Regions from separate parts of the Homo sapiens genome. Here region 2 is linked to region 1. The links are chromatin contacts, found by Hi-C or POLR2A ChIA-PET in ENCODE. All regions are on one chromosome and are shown on one strand. The core of a region is the stretch at or near the end of the contact, and the rest is flanking DNA. Distances in the headings are between cores, read along the strand shown.

Region 1 (7,959 bases), core at 2,250-4,749:
TAAAATGAGGATAATAATAGTGCCTACCTTGTAAAATCCTACCTTGGAAGGTCATGATGAGTATCCATTGGGAAGATAAACAAAATAGAATTAGGAATCAAGACTTATTTGCCACTTAAAAAATATCATTAATTCTTTCCAAGCCTAGTTTATCAGTTCTGCCCACTTTGGAGTTAACACTGAATAGGTGAGGAGGCAGGTTACTTCTGATAATACTCAGTTGTGTAGGGAGAGGGCCTATCCCCAGAAGAAGTAGAGAATAATCTGAATACGAGGTGGGCAGCGTGATGAGCAGAGAACAGTCTGGTCACATCACTAGAGGTATCCTCTTCAGACATGGTAATAATGCTGTGGAAATGTTTCCCCTGCACTGTCTGGCTCACTGTCTAATCAAGTCTCCAAAGAATGGAAACTGAGTCAACTTTTCCTTGTTGTGTTGCTGTATCTTTTCCCCTCTCCAAAGAGAGGAAGCAAAGCCCTTTATCTACTTGGAAACTGTGTCTTAGGTACTTTACAGATTTTCTTTCTCTAAGGAGATCTGGTTATCATCCCCTTTCATCAAATTTATGATACTCCTCTGAACTCTCTCCAAGTACTGCATTTTCTTCCATGCTGTGGACCACAGCTGGATGGGATGCTCTCCCCAGGGTCTCACAGTGACCATGTTAAAAAGGCTGTTCCTGTCCCACGAAGCCTCCTTAGCATCCCATTTGGTGCCCAGTCTAACTGTAAGTATACATCACTCCTGAGTTTTTCTATCTTATTTTCTGATATTCAAGTACTTGTATATTAAATCATTTGAAAAATGTCTATCATGATTACAAAGCCTGTTTTGCTATTTCAGAAAAATTTATTGTGTTCCAGTGGACGTATCTGCTGTTGAAAACAGAATTCTCCACTCTGAGGATGAACCACAGGGGGTCATAAAAATTGCATTCTGCAGTGTTTTTTCTATTTTCTATTCATGCATGTCTTCCTGATTTAGAAATTATTCAAATTTCCCAAAGAGGAAATGATTTTAAATAAAATGGTTAAAATATTCTAATGTAGTCATATTTCTGTTAGGGTTGAATGAATGTTAAAAACAGGAGTTTCAAGCATCTAAAAGTGAAGGTATAGACAGAAAAACTAAAGTGTAAGAGGGAGAGGAAGGAAGCACTGTGATTTCTACTCAACACATGACCATTCAGGCTATTCAAGAAGTAATAGGGTTTTAGATGACCCATAAATATGAAAGATAGACTGATGGGGAAAAGGGCCCAAGGTATGGTAGTGGGATGCAGACATCTCTTTACCTAACCCTGTCTTTGCTGTTAGAGTGCCTTCTACCAGGGAAGGCTTCCTTTCTCCAGCAGTAAAGCTTCTTAACGAAAGCAGTTTGGATATGGAAACGTATGCCCATTTGCGATCTCAAAAAACAAAGTGGACATAAAACATACTATCAGTATTATTTTCCTACTACTTCAGCATGAAAAAAATTATTATTTTTGAAGTTTCACTGCTTCAGAATCAAAAGGGCTGAAAAACATAATTATTGACACATAAAAAAAGAAATTCCTAACAACCTGTCTTAATCAGGTTCTGCTAGCAGTTGTAACAAATAACCTCTAAATCTTGGGACTTTAGAAAAAGTTTCTTTCTTTCTCTCATCACAGGGCAGTGCAGGTCTCTGCTGTGGTGGGTGGGCAGGGCAGTTCTCCTCTACAGTCATTCAGGCTTCTTACACCTTGAGGTTCTGTCACCTTTCAGTACCCTGGAGTCCTCCTACTTCCCCTGCATCTGGCTGGCAGAGAGGAAGGGAGAGGGAGGGAGTGGAGGATTGGGCTTGGCAGCAGTGTCCATTGTTCCCACCAATATTCTTCTGGCCTAACTGCAAGAGAGACTGGGAAATATAATTTAGCTGTGTGCTCAGAAAGAACAGGATATAGGTTTGATAAGTATTCATCCAGTCTCTGTCATATAATCTAAATTAAAGATCACATATTAGCAGCAGGCAAGCTAAATGTTGTCCACAGATGCGTTTCCTTTTGGCCTGCATCAAGTGGTTTAAAAAGTCAATTTTGTTCAAAAACTTTAATATGGGAAGATTTCACACTTAAAAATAAAAAGAAAATCTAGTATTTTTGGTTCCTTTCAACAAATCAGAAAATCTTGTGGGCCTGCCTTTTCTTTTGTCATGAAATGGCTGAAATTAAGTAGCAGCTGCCCCTTAGCTTAGGTCTACAGTCTCCAGTTCACCCTTGTTGGGGCTCAGAAAATGATACCCCGAAATATGGTGCTCTGATATGCTGAACTAAAGTGTACTCATCTGATGGGTTCTTCCTGTTTGCTGCACAGGCAAAACCAATTCACTGAGACCATGGTATTGCAGTAAAGAAACAGTTTAATTAATGCAAGACTGGCCATGCAAGAGAACTGGAGTTATCACTGGAATCAGTCTCCCCAAAGGCTCAGAGATTAGGGTTTTTATGGTCAATTTGGTGGGCAGGCGACTAGGGAATGGGTGCTGCTGACTGATTGAGGATGTAATCATAAGCATGTGGAAAATGATCCTGTGCATTGAGTCTGCCTCTGGGTGGGTGCAGGGGTTATGGGACCAGTTGAACGATGAGTCATGAGTCTTGGTGGGGTCAGTCAATTGCCGGAATGCAACAGTCTATAAAACATCTCAAAAGACCAATCTTAGGTTCTATAATAGTGACCTATAGGAGCAATTGGGAAAGCCACAAATCTTGTGACCTCTGGCCATCTGACTCCTGAATAGTAAGCGATTATAGAAACTATGCATACATTTTAGCAGAATTTGGGCCCCTCCCATAATAGTAATCTTGTAGCCTTTCATCAGTTTTACAAAGGCAGTGTCAGCCCCCAAACAAGGAGGACGCAGTTTAAGAGAGGGAGTATTATCATCCTTGCTTCAAAGTTAAACCATCAACTAAATTTCTCCCATGGTTAGCTTGGCCTATGCCCAGGAATGAGTGAAGACAGCCAGCCTGGGAGGCTAGATTGGGCCAACCATGCTGGACTTCTCTCACTGTCATAATCTTTGCAAAGGTGATTTCAAAAGTCATAGCCTCAAGGTCTCTATGATCCTCTTCCTCCCCCTCAACCCTGCCCTGTCTCTCAGCCTTATGTCTCTCCCAAAGCACAGGATGAGGCTTTACTCTGATATTCCCTTATCTACTTTAAGACCAGACTTGCCAAAGGAAACACAGTTGCCTTCCATCCCCTCCCTAAAATCCAGAAAATAAGATTGAGAAATGCAATCACACTTGGAAAGACTTTTTCACAAGATAATGTCTGCGCCTCTGGCTCATTCAAATTATGAAGAGAATAATTTACAAGTTAATTTCTGTCTCCCATACTGCCCTTCAAAAAATCATTTACTACTCCTTAAAATTGTTACACCCCATCTCTGCTTCCCTTAGGAAGAAGGGCATATAAGCATCTAGACCTCACTGGGTTATTGAGCAATCATTCTGCGGTTTCCATGTGCTATGCATGTTAAATAAGCAGCATGCCTTTTCTCTTACTAATCTGTTTATTGTCAGTTCATTTTCAGCAAACCTTCAGAGGGTAGAAGGGAAGCTTTCACCTGGCCCTTACACCCTGAAGCCTGTTTCAGTCACTCATTTGCCTGGCCTTTGGAGATGCTTACACTTGCATTCTCTGGTCTGCATGATGATTTATTCTTTTTTTTTTTTTTTTTTGAGACAGAGTCTTGCTCTGTCTAACAGGCTGGAGTGCAGTGGCACGATCTCGGCTCATTGCAACCTCCGCCTCCCAGATTCAAGTGATTCTCCTGCCTCAGCCTCCTGAGTAGCTGGGACTACAGGCGCCCGCCACCACGCCAGGCTGATTTTTGGTATTTTTAATAGAGACAGGGTTTCTCCGTGTTAGCCAGGATGGTCTCTATCTCCTGACCTCGTGATCCGCCCCCCTTGGCCTCCCAAAGTGCTGGGATTACAGGCGTTATTCTTTTTTATAGTCTAGATCTTGTCATTAATATGTCAATACCAACAATTGACTGCTATGGATTGATTCAGTGTGTATTTGTTAGATTATGTTTTAGATCATAGTGAAAACCACTTGCCAACCCTGAAACTCTCTTTTTCTGTAGAAGTAATGGCTAATGTCCAATTATGAATGAATTGAGATGTTTTACTTTTAGCCTAATTGTATGCTTAGTCATAATTTATATTCTGAACTAAAATGGTAATCTATCAGAAATACTGTTGAATGTGAAAATTTTTCTTTTTTTTTCCTAGGATTAATAATGTTTGCTGGGCTTGTAATTTTAAGATCCTTTTTATGGACAAAGATCTTAAGCAAACAGGATGATCCTTAGGTTGACAGCAGAACAGTTAATGGAGACGTACTCTACTACTTTGTTGTTGACCACTGGCTATTTGGGGAACAGTGTCAGGTGGATTTGGCATGGCTATTAAAATAATCAACTTAAATAAAAAATACATCCCAATATAATTCCCTTGTAGTTCTTTTAGTTGGATTTGAAACTGTTCCACAACTGAAATTTGGAAAATCAAGTTATATTGAAGGTGGAGGGAGGAATGGTTGGCTGAATTTAAATGACAGATTTAATTGTTTTGTTTTGTTGGAGAATACTGTCTATAAATGTCTAAGAATTTGGTGTTAGAAGTTTGTACACTATTCTAAAAAGAAGGAAATAGAGGATCAAACTTACAGTTAACAAACTATTTGCAAAGAAAATATCTCTTAACACCCTAGAAAGGCAAAGAAAATTAATGTGAACACACCTAAGGGCAATTAACACTTATAAAATGAAAGTACATTATATTGACAGCTTTATCTTTTTTGTTTGCTTTTTTTAAAAAATGAACAGAGCTTGAAGTGTTAATTTTAAAAATCAGGGCTGGGCACAGTGGTTCATGCCTGTAATCCCAGCACTTTGGGAGGTCGAGGCGGGTGGATCACGAGGTCAGGAGATCTGAGACCATCCTGGCTAACACGGTGAAACCCCACCTCTACTAAAAATACAAAAAATTAGCTGGGGGTGGTGGTGGGCGCCTGTAGTCCCAGCTACTCGGGAGGCTGAGGCAGGAGAATGGCGCGAACCCGGGAGGTGGAGGTTGTAGTGAGCCGAGATCGTGCCACTGCACTCCAGCCTGGGTGACAGAGCGAGACTCCATCTCAAAAATAAATAAATAAATAAATAAATAAAAAAAATAATAAAAATCACCTGAGGGTATTTTAATGTTTCTGGTAAAATTACTGATGCTCATGATGGCAGCCTTTCTGGCACTTTTCAGTTTACATGTTTGGATTTGTAGTCATGCCTTGCTTAACTATGGGGATACGCTCTAAGAAATGCATCATTAGGCGATTTTGTCGTTGTGTGAACCTCATACAGTGTACTTATACAAACCTAGATGGTATAGCCTACTATACATCAATATCAAAGCTATATGGTATTGTGTATTGCTCCTAGACTACAAACCTGCACAGCATTTTACTGTACTGAAAACTGTTGGTCATTGAAACATAACAGTACCCAAATGGCATTTGTGTATCTGAACATATATAAACATAGAAAAGGTAAAAATACAGTGTTATTATCTTATGGGGTCACCGTCATATCTGTGGGGTCACCGTCATATTATATGGGGTCACGGTCTGTCAGTGACCAAAATGTCATTATGCAGTGCATAACTATACATACAAGTGACATAAATTCTGTGGAGAGAAGTTTTAAGCACATTTGTGAAACAAGCTACAGAAGAACTTTTGTTTTACATTTTTATTGTGTATTTGGATGAGGGGAATAAACTGCTGACATAATTTGCTGATGATTCAGAATTGGCTATCAGCAGAATTATAATCCTGGCGAAGATGGAGGAAAAAATATAGAGAGACCTCCTGTGACAAAAAATGAGTGGAAAATTGTCACAAAATCACTTTTGGTGGTGAGGGGTAAGGGGATTGCCCCTGGGGAAAAATAAGTCATTGGATCATGCGGGTTGAGAGAGGCCGAATGAAGAGCACCTGAATGCTCTTGGCTGTCTTACCCAGCCCCAAATCCTCACTCAACACCCAGAAATGGGAATTATCTCCTTGCCAAGATGGGGAAACTGAGTCTCAGATGGATCGACAAACTTGGCAAGGTCTATAAGCAAAATAATAGAGGATGTAGGAATTCAAACTCATGGCTTCCAGGCACCAAAGTCCTCACTGAGAAAAACAGGGTGAACATAGAAAAATGACACTCTGAGAGAGAGACCCATTGAAAAGAAGTGGACAGTGAGCTTGGGTTTTAAATGTGATTCACTGACCAGCTGACTGAGAGGAAGTTTCAAAAGGTCTGTAGCACAGTGGGCTGAGGGACACTGCAATTCTTCTCCCTTCAACTCCCAGAGACTAAGTCCAGCAGTATGGGCTTCAACCAGGGGCACTTTGGTACCAGAAGGATACAGGCTGGACAGATTCCAATAGAGCAATAAAAAGAGTAAAGGAAACAGAGATTTATCTGTCGAAGGATGCATGAGTCCAAGCACTTGTAGCTTGCATTAATGGGGAGGAGAGGACGATGGATGGCAACTCTTTGAAGTGTGTGTCTGCATTTAAGGAGTGATTAGCTTATAGCAGGAGTACATCCAGGAGTGGGAAGTGACGAAATGTGGATGAGAAACCTCTAAACTGATAGCAGAAAATGGTTTTTGGAAGAGTTACAGGGCAACTCCTTGAGGCTCTGATGTTTTTCACTTTTCCTGACTCACTTGTTTTCCAGGAGTCCCAGTGTCTCCTGAGGAAATCCCTTTCCCATTCAGCCGGCAGCTGCAGCAGGTGGGATGGGCCAGACCAGCCCTCTGGGGATGCTGATCCCAGGGAGCATCCAGGCCGGAAGGTCCAAACGGGCAAGTGACTCATTTGCTTTTCCTCCCTTGGTCATGTCTATGACTCATACACTTTCATTCAGTCCCAAGTATGAGAAAGGAACATCAAAAAGTCCAAGATGTTATCAAATATTTGATGAAAAAGAAAATTCCCCTCTCATATGACCCTTACAGAAAATGTTTATTTAGTCTTTTCATTTTGTTGACATTTCTTTGATTTATCAACATTGAGAAGGTACAGTGAGGAGAAGGAAGGCTGTTAAGTGAGACAAAGGAGGGTTAGGATGGCTCAGTCATTGCTCCCCCGAGGGAGTGATCTAAGCTGCTCACCCACAGACAGAAAGGGTAAATGGGCTAGCTCTTCATTAATAAGAAAGGACTCTTCGTTTGAGTAAGTGAGGAGTATTTACAGTGCTGTGTTTGTAATCACATGGTGCCTGTGTATAGATGGCTGGGAGACAGGATAAAGGGATGGGTGATTTAAAAGCATCAACTTTGGTATCAGATGGATCTGGAGTGGAATTATGGATCTGTCACTTATTAGCTGTGCAACCTTCAGCAAGATCCTTGAGTGCTCTGAGACTTAGCTTTCAGATCTATAAAATAACAATTATAAAAAAATAGCAGCAATGATAATGCCAACATGTCTATCATTGAGCTTCTACTTTGTACCAGACATTGATCTATGGATTTTACATATATTATCTCATTTTATCTTTCCAACAAACCAAAATATGGGTAGTACTATTGTCCGCATTTTATAGGTGTGGAAGCCGAGTCACTGAGGGCTGAAGGAACTTGCTCAAGGTCACGCAATTAGAAAGGAGCAAAATATCTTCCTCCTCAGATTGTTATGAGGCTTACTCAAGGTAAAGCAGCTAAAGAGATTAGTTCCCTGTAAATGTACAACAGTATATATGCTTACTTTTTCTTTTTCAAACTAAAGACAAGGAAGGGGGAATTCCCTTTCTAATTGTCCCAATTGCTATCTCCTTTTTTTTTTTTTTTTTTTTTTGAGATGGAGTCTCACTCTGTCGCCCAGACTGGAGTGCAGTAGCGTGATCTCGGCTCACTGCAACCTCTGCCT
Region 2 (7,959 bases), core at 3,380-5,879, 420 kb after region 1:
TGCCGGAAAGGAATCCTTGAACCTGAGCTCCCAGCCAGGGCCCGTGAGGCCTGGTAAGCATAATGGTAACAGGCAGGGCTCTGAGCCAGCCTGCCTGAGTTGGAATCCTCCTTAACTGGTTCTCTGACCTTGGGCAAATGACTGTAAGCTTCCATTTCCTTATCTAAAAAACAGGTAATTCTACTAACAACCTCAAAAGGATGTTGTACAGATCGACTTGGGCAGTCTATATGATGAGCTTAGCATATTCAGTTAATATCTAGGTGGTAACAATGTCATTATTCTTTCTTTCCGGAAAAGGCTGTCACATTTGATTTGGCATGAACCCCACCCAGACAACCAGCATTTAGTCTTTGCACATATTCTGCATACCTTGTATTAAAATACTTGAATTTAGGAAAAAGAAAAAAAGATCAGCAGCCACTATACAGTATATAGTACTGTACCATAGTATACCATAACATCATAATAAATAATGTTCTACAGTCTATTTATATCCCATGATAAGTATTAACAAAGTTTGGAAATGGAAATAAAAGATTAGCATTTAGGTTTGTACACATTTTGTCAGGCATTAGATATAATAGCAGCAAGAACAGGAGGACAAGGGAAGAAATGAAGTGCGGCTCTGATGTTTGCATACTTTCCATATGCCAAGCAGCACGCTCAGGGCAGCTGCAGAACTGAGTCCTCCCTGTAAGCACTATTACCCCTGTTTTACAAATGAAGAAACTGGGGCTTAAAGAAATTAAGTAACTTGCTTAAGGACACACAAATGGTCAAATAGACTGAACTAAGATTTGAAGCCAGTGTGTTTGATTCCAAACCTCTGAGCTCAACCCTAAGGATAATCTCCCTAGCAATTCCATAAAGTAGGTATTACCTTCAACATGACCCAAGTTAATACCTCAGGGGGTTTCAATGTTGGAATTCTCAGTTCATTCCCTTGTACCCCACATATAATTATTTCCCTGCTCAGAAGCTGATTTCATTGCTACTCGTTAAAATTACCTGGACAGGATTTTTTAATATACCAATCCTTTCCACAGAGATTCTAATGTACTAAGTCTAGTGGCCAAGGGCCCATTGGGTGTAACGAGCCAGGATGAAGCAGCACTGGCCTCCATGGTGCTGAGGCACCCACTGCTTCCAAGGACACTCAAGTAGTTTCCCCAGCCCTTTGCCTCCCCAGGAATTCTTAGTCCATCCACCAGCACCTACAGCTCTGGTCTTAGGTCTGCCCTCGTTCTCACCCTCGCTGACTCTGCTCCGTCACCAGTGACCTTAAGTCACTTTCCTGAATGGTCCACCCACCCTCCTCCCCGTCCCAAAGCTTCCTAGAAGGCTTTAGTGAAAGCATGTTCCATTCCTTTGTTTCAGTGAGCTTGGGAAACCACTCCTTCAGTGATTTAAACAATGGAAAGGAAAACAAAAAAGAAAACAAAGGGACTTCCAAAAATCAAACACTTATTGTTCCTAGGAACCTACCCTATCAGTGAATTTTAAGAATAAATGAAGGAAAACTTAGATACCCCTGCCCCCCAAATGCCTGGCAGACATTTGTGCTGGCTTTTGAAGAGTGTGTTCTGGAGAGAGGGTCATTCTGTATCTTGGAGGTCGGCTGGCCCTGAGGAGCTGAGGCTTTTGTTTTCTAAAAGTTACATTACACTTGGTCTGTGGAAGACTTGTATTATGTGGGTCTTTTTGCTCAGAGTTCAGTTCCTTAAAATCTCAAGCACTTTAACTGCTGGAAGGGAAAACCTCACTGATTTGTTCACTGGTAAAACCACATTAAAATGTAGCCCCCAACTGATTATCTAGGGTTTTTGCTTAAAATTATGTGCCAGTTATTTATATTGACTACTCCCTTGTGTGTTCTATATTCACATATGGAATACAATTCTGAAAATACTAACTTCTTTTGACCTATTTAAGTCTTCAACTTCCCATTTTGGTTGTTTATCGACACCTCAAATAGCTCAGAGGCATCAATCAACGCAAAACTTTTACTACTTTTAACTGATAAACCCAGAGAAAAGGGCTTTTATTTGGGATGAATTGACAGTACTCTCTTCCTATCTCTGACAGTTGAATGTCAATGTGGCCACAAGGAAAGCTTTAAATAGTTCAACCTTCAGCTCTGTCTCTGATGGGAACCAGGAATAAGAACGATGATCTTGTCTGAACAATCTGAAACTGATTCCAGACTCTACAGAACATTTTTGTAGTCTTACATTCCAGAAGAATCTAAGACTTTAAGCAGAATATAAGAACTGAAACCATGGTATTGCTGTTCAGGCTCCTCTTAAAAGGGCTTTGGCTCAATTCATCTGCACCTCATTATTAATTTACCTTTTGCTGGAGCAGAGACCGAGAGAGAAATGCACAAGGACCAAATCTCCTCAGAGAGGACCTCCTGAGCCAAATGGATGGGCCTTCACCTGCTGTTTATGAAAAAGCAGTCTCAGACTAATCCAGAATTATGAGCAAATTATTCCAGCAACACAAGACTGCTTTTTTCCTAAAGTGGCCCTAAAAAGAATACGTAGAAAAATATGGGTCAAACAGGACTTCAGAAAGTTACTAAATGCAGCAAAAGCACTAAAAATTAGATAACTAGTCACTTAGGGGTAACTTACTGACTTGAAAACAATGTGACTGAAAATTCTGAAATCCTCAAACTTTTTAGCTATTAAAAATCACCTATAACATTATGTTTGAATTGTAATTCATTAACATCTTCTGGAGAAGACAGAATAAGACAAATGTGATATGCTAAGATTTACAGATAAAATGGAATAAATTGGAATCAGAATAAGCAAACCAAGAGGTAGACCAAGTCATTGTATCATTTAAATATACTTGTTTAAAACTCCTCCATGGATATAGATATATCTATCTGCACACAATTTTTTTCTGGGTTAGTAATATGAATAATGATTATGTTTAGTTTTTATGTTGTGCTCAGTTAAGCTTATTAATCATAAGCAAGTAACTAACATAACAAGTGTTACCTAGTCAGGGAGGGTATAAACCATTTTAATTTTTTCTATATTCTTTTTTATATTAACAAACCTAATACATCACTTAAAAATTAAATATCACCCATTCCATTTTTCCAAAAATTAAGGAAGAGTTCAAAACCATCTTACTAAAGTCAGAGCTAGTAGAAAAATATTGTGCAAGACATTTTCTAGAAATCCACATTTTTTCCCATTAGCATTTTTATTTCACTATCGATTAATGATGAGATTTAAATGAGTTTTGTCTGTTTTTGTCCTAGTTGAAAAAAAAGTTTTGAAATTACAAAGAAAAATAAAAAGCACCTCAAGACCCACCAGAATAGGAAGTTTTCTCAATGCTAAAAAGTTGTCATATGATCATATTTTAGTTAGAACTGTGGTTAGGGGGCATCCAGGCACGGTGGTTCATGCCTGTAGTCCTAGCACTTTGGGAGGCGAGGCAGGAGAATCAGGTGAGGTCAGGAGTTCCAGAGCAGCCTGGCCAACATGGCAAAACCCCCATCCTACTAAAAATATAAAAATTAGCTGGGCATGATGGCACACACTTGTAATCTCAGCTACTTGGGAGGCTGAGGCAGGAGAGTCCCTTGAACCCGGGAGGCAGAGGTTGCAGTGAGCCAACTTTGCACCACTGCACTCCAGCCTGGGCAACAGAGCAAGGCTCTGTCTCAAAAACAAAACAAAACAAAAAACCCCATAATCCAGAACTGTGGTTAGGGGGATGGAAATCTACAGTTTCATAAACTACTGAAAATTTTGAGTATGGTATACTGTTCCTCATAGATATGGGTACTTTTGCATTTTTTTGTTCCTCACAAGGTATTACTGTTTCATTTTTTTCTATTGTCTAACCCCCAAGACCCTTGACTGAAGACCCAGCCAGCAGTCTGCTGGGTTTGAATTCACCATTAGCACCTGGGGTAACCTCAGTCCACAGAATGTAAGGAGACAAGTGAGGCAATGTTTGTGGAGTCCAGCGGCTGAACCCGCTCTGCTACAGAAGAAATGCCCCAATTGTCTTTCCTAAGCAAAAATTGCCACGACTCCCCATAAACAATCAGTTGTCCATTGACTGTTATAAATAGACTTTAATACACAACCAGCTGTCTGAGGGAGAGTTTATAACTGTTGACCAAAGACACAGTAGGGAAGGGAAATGAGAGATTTCCACATAGCAGGAGAATGACTTGTCTGCAGTCTGCAGTGAATGAGGTTGCACACAGATCTCCCATTTAAAATATGTCAGCATGCCTTGGACTCGAGTGAAAATTATGGGGACAGCACAACGGGCTTCATGTGGGAGTCTATTTCAACAGATACTGTATTCTTCTCTCATGGGCACCCTTGAATTCAGGATTGTGAAATAAGTGGCAGTTACCAGCAGATGTCCTGTAAAGTGCTGGTCACAGGAGATATTTTCGATGATACAGTGGCAAGATGCACTAGTTTAACTGTGATAAGAACTAATCCCTTACCACATTTCTTCTCCATTTCCTGTTGTTTCCCTTTATCTTTTCCAGGATGACTCTCCTTCTTGCACAACCTCGTTGACAACCACTCTCTATGAAAGAGTGTTCCCGAGCATCTTATTTTAACCAGAACCAGTCCCTGGGGCGAGGTGGTATCTCAAAAATCTGATCAGGTGTGACAGAGAACAGGGCTCTGGGCAGCCAGCCATGGCCACAGGCCTCTCTGTACTGCAGCAGATCCACCCACGGCTGCTCTGAGTTCTGACCAGCCAGCCAGAGACAACTAGATGTGGTGGAGGTTGAAGGTGGATGCAGGTATTGTCACAAAGCTCAATAAGACTAAACAAGGAAGGATAACATGCGTGAGAGACACAAATGTGGGAATAAAGACAGCAGCACAAAAGAAAGGCACAGGGGAGCAGGGATCCATCAGGAAAGATTTAGCAGAATGTTTCTTCACTCAGTAAAATAAATAGAGATGAAGAAAAGAAAAGGTCATATTTTGATAGAAAATAGTACGTTTAGTGGCCAGGCACAATGTCTCATGCCTATAATCCCAGCACTTTGGGAGGCTGAGGCAGGAGGATCACCTAGCCAACATGGTAAAACTGCATCTCTACTAAAAATACAAAAATTAGCCAGGCATGGTGACACATGCTTGTAATACCAGCTACTCAGGAAGCTGAGGCAGGAGAATCACTTGAACCCGGGAGGCAGAGGTTGCAGTGAGCCGAGATCACACCACTGCACTCCAGCCTGGGGAACAGAGTGAGACTCTCTCAAAAAAAAAAAAAGAAAGAAAGAAAAGGGAAAGAGTATGTTTAGTGCATTTTAAAAATGTATTTTTTCCAAAACTGTGTGAAATATGATTTGGGACACTGAAAAATTTCAAATGCATTGCTAGTTTGATTCCCACACCTTAAGTTTTAAAGCTATGATAAATTTTCATTTTTTTTTTTTTTTTTGAGATGGAGTCTCACTCTGTCACCCGGGCTGGAATGCAATGGCGCAATCTCGGCTCACTGCGACCTCCGCCTCCCGGGTTCAAGTGATTCTCCTGCCTCAGCCTCCCAAGTAGCTGGGATTACAGGTTCACACCACCACGCCCAGCTAATTTTTTGTATTTTTAGTAGAGATGGGGTTTCACTATGTTGGCCAGACTGATCTCGAACTCCTGACCTCGTGATCTGCCCTCCTCGGCCTCCCAAAGTGCTGGGATTACAGGCGTGAGCTACCGCACCCAGCCTAAATTTTCTTTTAAAAATTTACTTCCAAGATAAAAATAAGCCTATCATGGTTGCGTTTGAACTATCCAGAGTTAACACGCATCCTATGATCTCAGTTTACCTTTAAATTAACATAAGTGAGAAAATTCATTATTCCAGTTCAAATTAGAGAATGTCTTTTTTTTCCTTCCAGCCAAGAGACATGCAATTTAATGCCAGGGCCTAGTTTTAAGAATTAGAATTCTTCTATTTTAAAGATGGAAAAATTGTAAACTGAGTAGGTAATGTTTCTCTAGAGATGTATATAGAAGCATTTGAGATTTCTCCTACTAGGAATCTGTAGATGGCTACTTTTTACCTCAATAAACCACTGTTCCTCGGTTTCCTCTTTCATAAGACAGCACCTTCCTGATAGTAAGAGCATAGAAGAATGCCTTGCACCAGACACTCAATAGTGTAACCTATTACAAATTAATTCACTTTAAAGCTTCCCATTGCTTTTTCCTTCCAGGATAACTTTTATTGAAATATAAATACATGCAGACATGCACGTAAGTATACGGTTTGATGAATTTTCACAAACTGAACACACCCTTGAGGCCTCTGCCCAGATTAAGGGTCAGAACATCCCCCACACTTAAGAGCTCCTTTTATACTTGCACCCCACACCCTACCGTCAGCTAACAGTAATGTTAATCTAACAACATTTGCTTTGCCATTTGTAAAACATTTATTGTGGTAAAATATATCTAAAACTTAGAATCTTTTTTTTTTTTTAGGCGGAGTTGCTCTCTTGCCAGGCTGGAGTACCATGGCATGATCTTGGCTCACTGCGACCTCCGCCTCCTGGGTTCAAGTGATTCTCCTGCCTCAGTCTCCCAAGTAGCTGGGACTACAGGCGTGCACCACCACGCCCAGCTAATTTTTGTATTTTTAGTAGAGACGGGGTTTCACCATGTTGGCCAGGATGGTCTCCATCTCAACCTAGTGATCCACCCGCCTTGGCCTCTCTGAGTGCTGGGATTACAGGCAGGAGCCACCACGCCCAGCCCATCTTAACCATTTTTAAGTGTACAGTTCAGTAGCGTACTAAGTGCAATCCCATTGTTGTACAACCACCACCAGCATCCGTCTCCAAAACTCTTTTCATCTCACATAACTGAGACTCAATACCCACTCAGCAATATCTCCCTATTCCTCTCTCCCTCTAGCTCCTGGCAACCACCATTTTACTTTGTCTTTATGAATCTTACCACTCTGGATTCTTTAATATAAATGGAATTGAAGTGTTCGTCCTACTTTTGCCAATTTTTGTTCTCTACCTAAGTAGAATCATACAGCTATGTTTTACCCTGTATCTAGCTTCTTTCCCTCAACATGTCTGTGGGATTTATCAGTTCATTTAGAGTTCTACTTTGTTTCTCCTCGTTAAATAGTACTCTCCTATGTGAGTATGCCACAATGTATTCTACTGGTGATGGGCATTTGGGTAGTTTTCAATTTGGGGTTTTTACATGTAGTGCTGCTATATCTTTTGGTAAAATATGTGGCTAGAAATGAAATTGATAGAACATAGGGTATGCATGTATTCAGCTTTAGTAGATATTCCTGTTGCTTTTTATTAATACATTCAAGTCACCAAAGAGAAGTGATCTTTCATCTTACATGAAGGAAAGCAATTTACATATTTGAATTCACATGATGCTGTGGACTCTGCCCAGAAGAGTAAAACTGCCCACCCACTCAACTCCTCCCACCGCAAACCCCACATGCCAGCTCTATTGAGCTTTCTCTGCTTAGCTGAACAGCCGTCTCCTACTCTTTCCTCCCTAGGCCATTGTGGGTGCTGCTTCACTCAGCCTGCACCCTCTTTGTACCTGGTTTGATGGCTGTTTGTCTCTCAGACCTCAGCCCCTTTGAGAACTAGTACCAAAGCACAAAGTATGCTTCCTCAAAATGCATGTCATCACGAGTCCATTCCTGTTGGAATGTAAGTCTGAAGATGAGGCTCTGGCATTCTCCTCTTGCCCAGGTCTTGCCACTTACTACCTCTGTTTCTTTATCTTTTAGGAGTTGTCTGCACATGCAGATTAAACTTATTTTGAGCCTCCATTCTGGGTTCCCATTGACATAAAACATGATGCTTAGAATATACACAAATCCAAACCACTTAGATCGGTATCAGCAACCAGGTTCAATCCACTTTCCAATAGTTGTACATAACACCATTTTACTGCTCTA

The links. Hi-C counts contacts between places; a loop is a spot of excess contacts on that map. ChIA-PET counts read pairs that join two places held with the same protein, here RNA polymerase II (POLR2A).
Region 2: a loop to region 1 is called in a map of PC-9, with 13 times the contacts of the local background. The contact joins two enhancer-like sites. A Hi-C loop is called at or near these places in 1 of 168 maps with a recorded cell type or tissue (PC-9). POLR2A ChIA-PET finds 5 or more read pairs at or near these places in 2 of 52 experiments (A673 and Panc1).

The regions. Positions count from the first base shown.
Region 1 is chr5:56,343,837-56,351,795 of GRCh38, forward strand. LOC105378977 (a long non-coding RNA gene) reads left to right here. Exons shown (of 3, transcript XR_948342.3): 3 at 6,767-7,226. Among named protein-coding and RNA genes, the nearest start is that of ANKRD55, 110 kb to the left of the region's middle. RefSeq lists an enhancer at 6,380-7,579. Within about 2 kb of position 3,500, at least 2 of the 41 ENCODE cell types and tissues checked have a DNase peak (open chromatin) inside an H3K27ac peak, as active enhancers do; they include PC-9, where a contact is called at or near this core.
Region 2 is chr5:56,759,627-56,767,585 of GRCh38, forward strand. It overlaps LOC105378979 (growth/differentiation factor 3), which reads right to left. Exons shown (of 3, transcript NR_172721.1): 3 at 6,769-7,959. Among named protein-coding and RNA genes, the nearest start is that of MAP3K1, 52 kb to the right of the region's middle. Within about 2 kb of position 4,630, at least 7 of the 41 ENCODE cell types and tissues checked have a DNase peak (open chromatin) inside an H3K27ac peak, as active enhancers do; they include PC-9, where a contact is called at or near this core.